Regions from separate parts of the Mus musculus genome. Here region 1 is linked to region 2. The links are chromatin contacts, found by POLR2A ChIA-PET in ENCODE. All regions are on one chromosome and are shown on one strand. The core of a region is the stretch at or near the end of the contact, and the rest is flanking DNA. Distances in the headings are between cores, read along the strand shown.

What was found. ChIA-PET counts read pairs that join two places held with the same protein, here RNA polymerase II (POLR2A).
Region 1: POLR2A ChIA-PET joins it to region 2 with 11 read pairs in embryonic stem cell. The contact joins the promoter of Tmem95 here to the enhancer-like site in region 2. POLR2A ChIA-PET finds 5 or more read pairs at or near these places in 2 of 5 experiments (Patski and embryonic stem cell).

The regions. Positions count from the first base shown.
Region 1 is chr11:69,874,494-69,881,333 of GRCm38, forward strand. It overlaps Tmem95 (transmembrane protein 95), which reads right to left and starts at 3,562. Exons shown (of 7, transcript NM_001195710.2): 1 at 3,354-3,562; 2 at 3,047-3,103; 3 at 2,806-2,886; 4 at 2,688-2,708; 5 at 2,468-2,548; 6 at 2,294-2,381; 7 at 1,561-2,221. The coding sequence starts at 3,525. The coding sequence ends at 2,191. It overlaps Kctd11 (potassium channel tetramerisation domain containing 11), which reads right to left and starts at 6,492. Exons shown (of 1, transcript NM_153143.4): 1 at 3,771-6,492. The coding sequence starts at 5,717. The coding sequence ends at 5,019.
Region 2 is chr11:69,783,055-69,789,353 of GRCm38, forward strand. It overlaps Zbtb4 (zinc finger and BTB domain containing 4), which reads left to right. Exons shown (of 4, transcript NM_029348.2): 4 at 1-972. Chrnb1 (cholinergic receptor, nicotinic, beta polypeptide 1 (muscle)) reads right to left here. Exons shown (of 11, transcript NM_009601.4): 8 at 3,827-4,050; 9 at 2,653-2,825; 10 at 1,996-2,143; 11 at 982-1,707. The coding sequence ends at 1,567. Among named protein-coding and RNA genes, the nearest start is that of Chrnb1, 9.7 kb to the right of the region's middle. Within about 2 kb of position 1,882, at least 1 of the 3 ENCODE cell types and tissues checked has a DNase peak (open chromatin) inside an H3K27ac peak, as active enhancers do.

The DNA of each region.
Region 1 (6,840 bases), core at 2,312-4,811, 93 kb after region 2:
GGAGCAGGAGATCAGGAACAACTGTAAAGTGTTGATCCTGGAAAGTGAGGCTGAGCCAAGGAGCAGACAGGGCAGCTTCCATCCAGGACAGAGCAGCGCCACCTCTGAGATCAGGACATCCAGGGGTTACTTATTCCCTTTTGGGCGGTGATGCTCCCTGTTAATTAGTGGGCATTCACTGTTGCCAAATGAAAGATAGGTTTCCCTATGATCTTGGACACGTTTGCGCTCTCGTGTGACCTCTGGCTCTTGTATCTTCGTGTATAGAATAAAAGGATTGTCTAGAATGTGAGGGCAAGATTGGGGGAGGGGGGCGCATGCCCACAATCCCAGCTCTTGGGAGGCAGAGACAGGAAAGTCAGAGGCTCAAAAACATCTCTGGCCTTATAGCAAGCTGAAGGCCAGGCTAAGCTGACAAGAACCTGTCTCAAAAACAAGAACAATGGGCTATAGGGATGGCTCAGCCAGTTAGGGACCTTTGCCACTGTATTAGTTAGGGTTTTACTGCTGTGAACAGACACCATGACCAAGGCAAGTCTTATAAGAAACAACATTTAATTGGGGCTGGCTTACAGGTCCATTATCATCAAGGTGGGAGCATGGCAGCATCCAGGCTGTCATGGCGCAGGCAGAGCTGAGAGTTCTACGTCTTCATCCAAAGGCTGCTAGTGGAAGACTGACTTCCAGGCAACTGGGGTGAGAGTCTTAAGCCCACACCCACAGTGACACACCTACTCCAACCAGGTCACACCTATTCCAACAAGGCCACACCTCCAAATGGTGCCACTCCCTGGTCCAAAAATATACAAACCATCACAGCCACCAAGCCCGAAGATCTGAGTTCAGTCCAAGACCCTCGTGGAGGTAGAGAGACGTGATTTCTGCACATTGTTCTCTGATCCCCACACATATGCTGTGGTCTACAGAAGCTTACACACACACACTAAACAACATTCAAAAACAAAATTTGGAGCTGGCCCCCAATTTTAATCCCAGCACCTCTAGAGGCAGAGGCAGGCAGATATCTCTGTGAGTTTGAGGCCAACTTGGTCTACGAAGTGAGTTCCAGGACAGCCAAGACTGTTACACAGAGAAACCCTGACTCACAAAGGAACCCTATCTCAAAAGTTAAAGAGGAAAGGCATGTTGACCCCAGTGGTTCTAACCAGGTTGTGGATGCATCATACTAACCAAGGCTTCACATGGGACGATTTTACTCACCCGGGGGGGGGGGGGGACACAAGCAGGCTGTTTAGAGGCTGTCCAAGCCACTCCAAGTGTGCCCTCCGGACACCCAGTTTGAAAAGTAGATGGAGGCTGGGATCCCATATGAAAAGCTCCCAGTGCTCCCACGAGAACTTATGTCTTCATTTTCCATCTCCTGTCATCCAAACCCCAAGCCCCCAATACAGAGAAGACCGGTACCACCAGAATTCCTCCACCATAAATTGTTGACATTAGGACAGGATTTTCCTGTGTGTCCCAGGATGTCTAGCAAGCTGCCTTGGTCTCCACCCACTAGCGCCAGCCACACATTCCTCCAATTAAAACAAAACTGACTCCAGACATTGCTAAATATCTATTGGGGGGGGGGCACCTCTAACAAGAATTCCTAAGAATTCCCATCCCATCTGCCTGCCCAAGTTGCAGATGGAGTCAGACAGGAATGGAAAGCATCACACAGCAGATTTACACAGGCCCAGAAGGAGGGGGAGGTCCAGGCTGCACAATATTAATACAATGGAGGGACTGTATGCCAGCGGGTTGACTGATGTGGTCTCACCCCAGAGGGAGAGAGTTTTCCAGAACCCTCATTCCCGGATTCCGGATCAGTCATTGGAGGGCCTAGAGCAACATCTACAGGCCAACAGTCCCCCGCTTTCCGGGAATGGACAGAGGGGATGTGGGAGTGGTGGTGGTAAGCGATTCTTTCCTTCTGTAGATAATTTCCTGGCATCATCTGCTGCTCTGTTTGATTGGTGGAACACAGAAAGGGAGGGACTTTCCAGCTGTGGGTGCTTGGGTTCCTGGAGGCCATCTGACACGAATATTGATAGCAGAAGTCTGAGGTTTAGGGTCTGAAAGACTGAGGCTTTGGGGCTGGGTCTAAAAAGTGTTCCCACCCTAAGGGATGTGGAAATTGTGGGCACAGATTTCTTAGAGCTGGGGCTGGAAAAGCTGTCCTCCTCTTCACAAGTCTTTTGCTTGCAGGTTCAGGTACCTGAAAGGAGACAGAGGATGGGAGGCCTGAAGAGAATCAGGGAAGGGGGTTGGGAAGATCCCCACAACTCACTCCACTTGGAGGCTCACAACACCCGAAAGCAGGACAATTCCGAAGATACATAGGAGCAGAATCCTAGCGTCCCACAGATCGTGACTGTCTGCAAGGAACCCAGGAGACCGTGGATGATCCTGTGGATCACACCAGGGAACCTAGGGGGCCTTAGGAGGGTGAGGATTAAAGAACCTGGGTAGCAGTGCTTTTGGGGCCAACAAGACTCCTCCTTGCCCTCGCAGGTGGAGCAGTTGTACAGGATGGTGCTGCCCCCTGCAGGAGACAATAGGAGCAGCGCTGGCAAGCGAAGCCACCGCCTCCAACCCCTTCCTCCCAGCCGCCCAAGCTCCTCAGGCCGTCGCCCTACTCTCTTCGCTCCCCAGGGGGCTCCACGGCCTTTTCTTTTACTCACGGCAGACAGGAGCACAAAGAGCTGCAATGAAAAGCAAGGAGCAGTGGCTGACTTGTTCAGTCATGCCCCACGGGGCTACAAATCCTAGGCGTCTCCTTGGTACCCTCCCCATCAATACCTTCCCTGGTGTACTGGGGGATCCTGGTCTTCTGAAGCCATTGCCAGTATAATGGAATCAAGGAGGTGGATCCTTTTTTCTCTGGAGAGGCACAGCACAGCTATATTGCCCTAGACCTCATCGGAGCTGCCTTCCAGGCCCCCTCCCAGATCGGTCCCTCTCTTCACCTCCCCTCCCCCCATATCCCGTCTCGTCTTGGGTCTTCCTAAGTCTCAAAGTGTCCGTTTTCTCCAGACCTCACCTATGACTCTCAGGACTCGGTGAGTTTTCTCTGTGACTTGCTTCATTGAGACCTCATCTGTGGAGATGGACAAGAAGGAGCTAGAGTAGGCTCTAGAGTTTTGGGGGGTTTTGTGTTGTCTTTTGTTTTTTTGTTTTCCTATTTCCTAGGGCACAGAGTTCTTCCAAAGAGAGAGAGAGGCTAGTGTGTCCAGAAAGGGCTATGGACTGAAGCAATGGCTGAGATGCACAGCTAGGAGCTCGGGCGCCAGCCCCCTTAGGATCCAGTGGTGACTATTGCTGAGCTAACCTTGCATATCTGATATTACCTAAGGCAAAGGCCGAGAAATCTGGGGAAGCCCATTCCTTCCATTTCCACTTCGGCTTCGTCTGGTTATTGAGCTGAGCCAGGCGGTTTGCCAAGGCATGATCTTGGAGACGACAGAAGATACAAGCCTTGGCCACGGCCAAGAAAGCCCCACCCAGAGCCAGCACCCACATGAAGCCTGCTGGGGTATGGAAGGAGTTGGACCCCCTCAGACCAGGGAAGAGTCAGAATTCTCTGAGATCCAGATTCTGACCCTTCATGTCGGAGGTTCTAGACTGATCCAGAACAATGCCATTGTCTTACCCCTCGGCTCCGGTAGAGCCACCCCTGGGCCCCCAAGAACTGGAGGCTAAAACGTATCTCTAGGACGGATAAATCAGGGTTTCTGTTGCAAGGGGATAGTGGCCTTTACACGTCATGGTTCTGAAAGCAATTTATTTTTCTTCTTGTAAGTCACAGTGATAGATGAATGACTCCACCCAATGATGACCATGTTTATGTGTGTATCCCATCCGCCCAGGAACCCAGAAATGCTATCCTTCCCACACCCTCCCCGACTCTCCCAACTCTAGCTCCTGGCTGCCCAGGACAGCCTTAGGCCTTCCTTACCCAGCTATTTCCTAGCAACAGGCTCATGGTTGTCTCAGCAACCAAGAGCTCCCAGAGGTCTCAGAGGCCCAGCTAAGCCCAGAGGCTTTTACCTCTCATAGGAAGGGCCTAGTGTGACTCAAACTCAAACAAGGCCCTCCTGCCTACGTGGCAGCGCAGGCATAAACACACATGCAAACACACACACACACACACACACACATACACACACACCCTATGATTAAACTAAATCTGAATCTGCTTTTACACATACCACAGAAGTACCTGAGCCTGGAGAGTTTCTAAGCAACCCCAAACAGGCCTGGACAGGCCAAGATCACAGAAGGACCAATACACAAGCACAGGAGTCAGCAACACTGATGGGAACCAAGACAGCAGGGAGCCAGGCAGCATCAGATCTATTGACTGGCAGGCGCACACACATGAAAGAGGCCTCTGGACACCATGGTCCAGCCCCACTTCCATACAGGATCCTCTGGAATTCCAGAAGGGAGCTCTAGCCCCCGTGTTGATGGAGGTTCTCCTTGCTCCCTATGTCACCCTAGGATGGAGTGTCCCACAATAGGTGGCTTGGAACATAGTAAAGAAACCTCCCAGAGAGTCCTGGCCTCTTAATGGTTACTGTAGGATAAGATGTCAGCTCCAGTAAAGGAAACCACAGTCTAGGGAGCAGGTTACATTTGATAAGTCAAAGTCCTCCCACCTAGTGCTCAACCCGCCAGAGCTCTGCTAGGTTTAGCCTGGGCAAAGAGGTGCTATCTTACTTTGCCACACTTCTGAATACAGAGGACCCATCCTCAAGCAAAAACAGGCTAGAGAATCCACGATGCTTTCCCAGGATAAGCCCCCGCGTAGACCTTCTGGACCATTCGTGAGTCTTGTGGGGTGGAAGGGGGCAGCTCGATCTGGGAACCCCAGCTCTAGGCTCTGGCCAGGTATGGTGGAATCCCTGACTTTCATAGCTACCACACCAGTACTAGAAAGAGGTTTTAGAAGAGCCACAGGCCCCTTGGCTGACTCATCCCCCTCCTCTGCAGTCAAGTGGAGGGCAGCACCCTCAGTGGCGCACAAAGCGCAAGGATCTAGAGTTCAGAAGGTCTTCAGGGTCTGGGAAGACAGAGTCCAGGCGGAAGCCATGTTCCAGAGCCACCCGTAGCACCTCCTCCAGGAATGTAGGCGTGTTCGCTACCTCCCGACGATCTTCTGGCCCCCCAGTCCACAGTGGCTGCAGCCCCAGTCTTTGATACTCTACTTCAGGGAGTTCCTGGGGGCGGGAGGCCCACTCTAGCCGAAAATGTGGACCTCCTTCTGCCCTGTCCCCAATGGCCACACCAAATCTGTTGCGCATGGCAGCCAGACACTCAGGGTCAGTGCAGAAGAGGTTGGCTCGGAAGGTGTCCACCTGGACAGAGCTCAGCTCATAGTGGTGGGGGCCCCTTCGAGCGGAGAAGTGCACCTGGCGGGGGCTGACATCTACATCTGCATGGAGTAGGGCGGCTGTGGATGCAGGTGTACCCCGAGAGGCTTCCAATTCCCGCAGGGCATCCAGGAGGGGCCGGATCTGGTAGAAGTCAGCCTCTGCCTTAAGAAGGGCAGTTTCTCCGTACCCACGGGGCAGGTCCAGACGGCCTAGCCGCAAAAAATTGAGGATGTGCCGGAAAGCCTTGCCATCCCTGTCGATGAAGTAATGGCCATCTCCTTGCGGGTTAAGGTTGGCTGGCATTAGGGTGTCAGCCCTAAACATGGCCCCCAGCATGGAATCTGGGAAGCGAGTCAGGGTCTCCAGTGTAGTGGAATATAGTGTTCCCCCCACATTTAGGGTCACGGGACCCCCAAAGGAAGGGGGTAAAGAGGACACAGGAGGGGGGGAAATTTTGGGTAATATAAGAGACAGGCAAGGAGAAGGAAAAAGCAGATATTTGGGGGTTTGGAAAGAATTGGGTGGTAACGTTCAGACTTGCTAAGTTGGAGGCAGAGGTTGGAGAACAAGACAGTAAAGTTTGTAGCTCACCCAAGCTACTTTGGTGGTGGTTGGGGGCTTCAGGACACAAAAATCCCCGAGAGGATGAAAGAACCGATGAAAGGAACAGACGGCAGCCAGACAGGATCAGGGAGCTTTTGGTCCAGACGCTTCTGATTGTGCGTGGTCAGCGATTCCCTCCTGTACTCTTCAGACAGTGGGTTTCCGAAATTCAACCAGCAGGTGACGGTGGTGAGCACCGGTCGGACGCTGAAAGGATCAGTTTGAGTTTCTGAGCTTTTGTAGTTGTAGAGTCCACGTCGGGTTCCGAGGACCTGTTCAGAGGCCCAGCCAGGGTTAGGGGCGTGTGTCCCAAAAGATGGAGGCGCAACTGATAGGAGCCGGTAGCCAGCAGTTCTGTATGGCTTGGGAGAGGCGATGCTCTTGCAGTCAGAGCTGAGAGTGTCCCGGGACTCTGTTGGGAACAGTGTCTCAGGGCTCGGGCGTTACCGCCTTCCTGGGTTGTCGCAGCAGGCACTGAGGTCCTCTCCACCCCCAGGAAGTGGCCTAAGGGCAGCGGTCAGTGGCCCTTTAAGCGACAGTCCCGCCCCTTAGCGCCCCGCCCTACGCCCCCGTGGGCTGGCCGGGCTCTGCTATGGGTGGGAGCCGGCCTTGCCAGTGCGAGAGATGGGGCGAACAGGCTGGACCGGCCGACTGGAGCGGGGGTGGAATGATTCACAGGCTTCGTTGCGGATGTGGCCGCGACGGCCCCGCGTTCCCTGCAGATGTGCATGACCTCACTAGTACAACTTAGTCGAGGATGGAGTCTCCAGTCCATCCTTCTAGTCTGAGAGAATCCACGTCTCCGGGTTGGATCCCGGTCGGGAACTCCCGAGGGGGCGGATGCTGAGCCATCGCA
Region 2 (6,299 bases), core at 632-3,131:
TGAGTTAAAGGCCAGGTTGGACAACTTACTAAGACTCTGTTTCTAAAACAAAAACCAGGCTTGGTGAGATGTGTCTATAATCCCAGTTCTTGAAAGAAGCAGATGGATCAGGAGTTTAAGTGGTTCTTAGCTCTGTAGTGAGTTCAGCCAACCTGGACTGTATGAGACCCTGTCTCAAAACAAAACAAAAATTAAAGCTGCACTAGTGGTGAAAAACTGTGACCCCAGCATTTGAGAGGGTAAGGCAAAAGGGTTGCTGAGAGTTCAAGACCAGCCTGGACTATATCAAGACTGTCTTAAACAACAGTAACAAAACCATGAAGTCAAAAATGAAGGAAAAATAAGGTCTGTTAAATAGCTCAGAGGTAGATGACTTGCCTACTGTTTGCAATTCTGGGTTCAATTCCAACTACTCTAAAAACAAACCAATAAATACTGTACAGCCCAAGGACATAGGCAAAAAATAAAACAAAACAAAAAAACCCAAGCCAAAAAAAAAAATGCACCTGTTTGAAAGCTCTGATATATACTGTTAGGAATTCTCTATGGGCACATACTACTACGTGCTCCATTTTACAGATATAACAACAGATAGTGAGTAGTTTAGTGGTTTGTGTGCCAGAGCTAGCACTTGAATAAGGTTGTGTGTGAGACAAGGTCTCATTCTATAACCTCGACTGGGTGAAACCCACAGCAGTCCTGCCTCAGCCTTCCAACGCTGGGGTTCTAAGTATGGGACACTATGCCTGGTTTGAATGAGATCTCTCAATATGTAGCAGAGGTTGGCCTTGAACTCATAGCAATCCTCCTGCCTCTGTCTTCCAAGTTCTGAGATTACAGGCATTCACCACCACTCCCCCCCTCCCCCTTTTTTAAATGTTTATTGCAAATGCTGACTTTTAGAAATAACCTTTTTTCACTCTAAAGGTGGTAATCATTGCAAAAAATAAATTTTAGAAAGTTAAAAATAGACAAAAATGATTAATCATTTTCTACATTTTAATTTTAATACGTGCAATTGTAGGCGATATTTATATTTCCTTCCAGATTTATTTTCCCTCTCTTCAACAAATGTTAAGCACTTATGGGCTAGGACCTGTACACATTGCTGGGGATAATTCAGTAGCCAACAGATCTCCTGTCCTCAAAAGGCTTACAGTCTACTACTTGGTTATAATTCTATTTCACTAGAGATCTAAGCTGTGACATTCTATGTAGTTTCAAGAAACAAACTCCAAGTGTGCTGGTTTACCAGGTCTGTGATTCCAACAATTGCTAGGCTAAGGAAGTAACATTGTTGGGAGTTTGAGACCAGCCTGGACGCCACAGTTCCAGGCTAGCCTGGGCCACAGAGTGAGACTCTGTCTCAAAAACAACAAAAACAAAACCGCAGAAGAACAAAACTCTAAATAATAAGTAGAAGGACATTTCGGGTGGGTCCAAGGCACCATGCTCAGCCTCCAAGTCTCACTTGAACGTCTTCCCAGAAACAAGATTCTTACAAGCGCCAAGCGCTATTGAGCTTGAGAGTACCTGCAGCATTTGGCAAAAATGACCGGAGGGTCCTCAAGGGAAAGGTTCAGGAGGGGGCAAATGGTACGTGGCATCTAGGAAAATGACTAGGGTCCCGACGCTTGTGAAAACGATGAATGTCCACAGAAAAAGACGGTCCACAACCATGGCCACAAACTGCCAGTCCTCCTTCAGCTAAGGGTAGACAAAAATAAATAAATAACTCCAGGTCTGGAGTTTTGGGGTGCCCACCCCTTTCAGTTTTCTGCCAAGGTATTGTTACTTGGAATGTGAGAAAAAGATAAGTAGCGCAAAAGTAAGGCTCCAGCTAGATATGAAAGCAAGGAAACCAGTCGGAAAGCAGGAAGGACAAACCAAGCACACTTCCAATCAGAAACGGAAGGGCCTGCTAAAGGCGGAGCTTAAAGTTAAGGGTGGAGCCGAGGTCCATGAGCCCACAGGCTCCAGACTCTTTGGACTTACTGCGTCGTGGTCCTCCTGTTCCTGAAGCTGTCGGGCCATGTAGCTGATTGAGGAAATGACCTCTCGTAGCTCCTGAGGCAGACCTACAGCCCGGGTTGGACCATCGATAAATCGTCGCAGGTCCGGGGCAGATGATTCAGGCTGAAACCTGTGTGTGTAGGGTGGGGACTGTTTGACCACACCCTGGGTTCAAAGAGAATGTGAAGTTCCCGTTGACCTGTCAACCCTGCTCCAGCTGCCTCCTCCAACAACCTTCCGTACCTGGGAGAGACCTTCCGACCTCTCCAGACTTTTGCAAGTTTCTGGCTCTTTAAACTTTTAAATGCCACCTTTTTACAATGCAAGCACAGACAAGGTTCCTACAACTCCCATGATGCTAGGCCACATTACCTTCCACTGTCTTCTGGGAGCTGTAGCTCTCCCTTGCCCAAGTGATTGATTAGTGTAGGTCTTTTTTTGTTGTTGTTTTTTGTTTTGTTTTGTTTTTTTGTTTGTTTTGTTTTTCGAGACAGAGTTTCTCTGTATAGCCCTGGCTGTCCTGGAACTCACTTTGTAGACCAGGCTGGCCTCGAACTCAGAAATCTGCCTGCCTCTGCCTCCCGAGTGCTGGGATTAAAGGCGTGCACCACCACACCCAGCGACTAGTGTAGGTCTTACCTGTTAAGTTTAGGGAAAAGAAAATCACTTGGAGGCTTCCGGATGAAATATTCATCAGTTCCTCTGCCCCAGCCACTTCTTGGAGAAAGAGAGTGATGTGGTTCAGGGAGTTGGTCTCTCTCGGGTTTGGGCCTCTTCAGACCCAGGTATGGAGGGAGCTTGTGAATGAAGATCTATACAGTAGAAGTGACATATTACAGAGGGCTTTAATGCTTTCAATCACAAAGAAAGCAGCTAAGGATTCACACCCCAGATGTCCCTTCCTGTACATGCGCACTCACAGTACTCCTGAGCTACACTGGCAGAACCTCTACTGCACAGCTTTAGGGCTGGACAGATAGATGGCTCAGCAGTTAAGAGCACTGACTGCTCTTCCAGAGAACCCTGGTTTCCAGGGCCACATGGTGGCTCACAACCATCTGTAAGTCTTAGGCACGTAGGTAGTACATATATACATACATGAAACAAACATTCATTCATGTAAAAAATATATGTGTGTGTATACACATGTATATGTGTACACACACACACACATATATATATAATCACACACCACACACACAATGTATATACACTTTAAAAAAGAGCTCTTTTAGGTCAGATTTGGTGCCTCACAACTTTAATCCCAGCACTTGGGAGACAAAAGGCAGGTGGATCTCTGGTCTACAGAGCAAGTTCCAGGACAGCTAAGACTACAAAGAGAATCTCTGTTTCAGAAAGTAAAAAAAAAAAAAAAAAAGTCTTTAACAGGCTGGGAGGCATCCTGATTTTTCGGGTCCAAAGTCTTCTACCCTGATGGCATCTAAACCTGAGAATGTTTCCTTGGGCCTCCAAATGAGCCACATGGGTGAAGAACATGGTAGATCTATGAAATGATGAGCGTGGGAAGGGAAAATAACTGTGCAGTGCTTCACCACTCAGCAGGCTCGGCCCTTCACCATGCCAACTGCAGCTCTCCTTAAGCTCTGAACGCCAAGTACAGCTTGGCGAAAGGCAGGAGCAGCATCTGGACACAAACCCAAGTGCAAGAATGCCTTTCCTCCCTTCTTTTATTCTTTCTGTCATTTGCAGACAGGATCTTACTATGTAGCCCAGGCTAGCCTCATCTTCTCCCACACCTGACTGACTGTAAGAACAGGAATTGAGACAGATCGGATGCAGAGAGCTCTCCTACCTGGCGGACCCAAAAGGGCATTTGGTGGGTGTGGGGTGAGCGATGATGCAGGTTGAGGACCACAACACTAAGGATAACGGAGAAGGTGACAAGGACCATGGTAAACATGAGGTACTTGATAATGATGGGCACCGCCAGGGAGGTCTCAGGCACTTTGTCGGCCAACAGCAGCAAGAACACAGTGAGCGTCAGCAGGGCAAAGATGGAGAGCCCCATCTTCTCTCCTGAGAGGCAGTGAAGGCAGAGGATTAGTTTTTTGTTTTATATATATATATATATATATATATATATATATATATATATATATATATTTATTTATTTATTTTATTGAGACAAGGACTTTCTGTGTAGCCTTGGCTGTTCTGGGATTTGCTGTGTAGACCAGTCTGGCCTCAAACTCAGAAATCCTGCCTCTGCCTCCCAACCCAAATGCTGGGATTAGAGGCGCGCACTGACACCACTAAGAAGGATTCGTCTTTACCAGAAGGACATCTCTATGGCATAATCAAAGGTCATGTCTCCAACCTAGGGGTAGGCTTTTGGAAAAGCCATTTGTATGCAAATCTCTCTCACCCAGCCATTTCTCAGACTTCCTCTGAACACCAGGCTCACATTCAGATGCCGACTCATTTTGTTGTTGCTGACTATCTAACGGACATCACAGAACAGTTGGGCCTGGCACAGTTCTGTATCCCAACTGCTCTCAAGGCTGAGACAGGAGGATTGCAAGTTCAAAGCCTGCTTCTGGGCTACAGAATAAATTCAAGGTCAACCTGGACTGCTTAGGCAAACAGGGCTGGATGAGGCTGAGAATCCAAATGAACTGATGCAATGCTAGCCTTGCTTGCTTAAGACCCTGGATCCAATTCTTAGTACCAGAATTTTTTTTTTTGAAAGGAAGTTGGGATGTAGCTTCCATTATGTTATTATCTTTCTAGTATAAAGTAAACTAGGTCTAGCATGGCGTCCCACCCATCCTAACACTTTGGTGATAGAGGCAGGAAGATCATGAATTCAATGCTAGCTAGCCTCAGCTACATATGGAGTTCAAGGCTAACCTGGGCTACATGAAACTCTGTCTGGAAATGAGACAAACACACAGACATACAGACACACACAGACACACAGACACACAAAGAGAAATGCTGCTATTTCTATGGTCTGTACGCCTCTGTCATTGGCTTCCTAACTTGATCCCCTTTCCTTCCTCCTTTACTTTTTAAAATTATGTTTGGTTTTCCTCTTTTTTAAAAAAATTTTAAAAAGATATATTTATTATTATACATACGTACACTGTAGCTGTCTTTTAGATGTGCTAGAAGAAGGCATCAGATCTCATTACGGATGGTTGTGAGCCACCATGTGGTTGCTGGGATTTGAACTCAGGACCTTTGGAAGGACTGACTATGTATTTCAGACTGGCCTCAAATTTAAGATGATCCTCCTGCCTCACTTGCCTGAGTATTGGATTATATTATGCACCCCCATGCCTACCTTTGTCTATCATTTTGAACCTCTCTATTTGGCCAATGTAGATGATAGCCTCTCATTGGAGGGCCGTTGTGCTTGCAATCTCTTCTACCTGGCATGTTCTTCCACCAGAAACTTGAGGGCTATTCCCTACCCACTTAAAGCCAAATACTTGCTTTTTGTTGAGGCATTTGCTAACACCAGGTTTTACTCATATTAAATTCTTCTATTTTTATTTTGTGTATATGTTTGTGCACACATATGCACATGTACACATATGGCAGAGCAAGAGCCATGCCCAGAGGACAGTTTTCAAGAGTCATTTCTCTTTCCTCATGTGGGGATCAAACTCAGGTCATCTGGCTTAGCAGCAAGTACCTTTCCCATTTTGGTTTTTGAATGGTCTCAGGTAGCCCTGACTCTCACTGGAATGTACTATACTATAGTACTATATAGTACAGTAGTCCAGGCTGGCTTCAAATTCACTGAGATTTGCCTCCCACATTAAAGATGTATACCACCATCCCCAATTTTTATTTATTTACTCATCCCTTTTTATTCTTTGGGGCTAGGGACCAAACTCAGGGATGCTGTGGTTTTTTTTTTAAATATTGATTTATTTTATTATTCTAAGTAAGTACACTATAGGTGTCTTCAGACACAACAGAAGAGGGTGTCCGACCTCTTTAAGGATGGTTGTGAGCCACCATGTGGTTGTTTGGATTTGAACTCAGGTCCTTCAGAAGAGCAGTCAGTGCACTTAACAGCTGAGACATCTTTCCAGCTCCAGGGATGCTGTTTTGAAATTGCAGCCTCTAAGGCTGAGGATGGAGTTCGGTTGGCACGGTGCTTCCCCAACATACAGGGAGCCCTGGCTACAACCCCCAGCACCCCAGAAACTGGTGTGGTAATGCATGCCTGTGATTCTAGCTCCCCTGAGAGAGAGGCAGGAGGATCAGAAGTTAAAGGTTATCTTAGCTACGTGTGAGTTTTGGTTACTTGG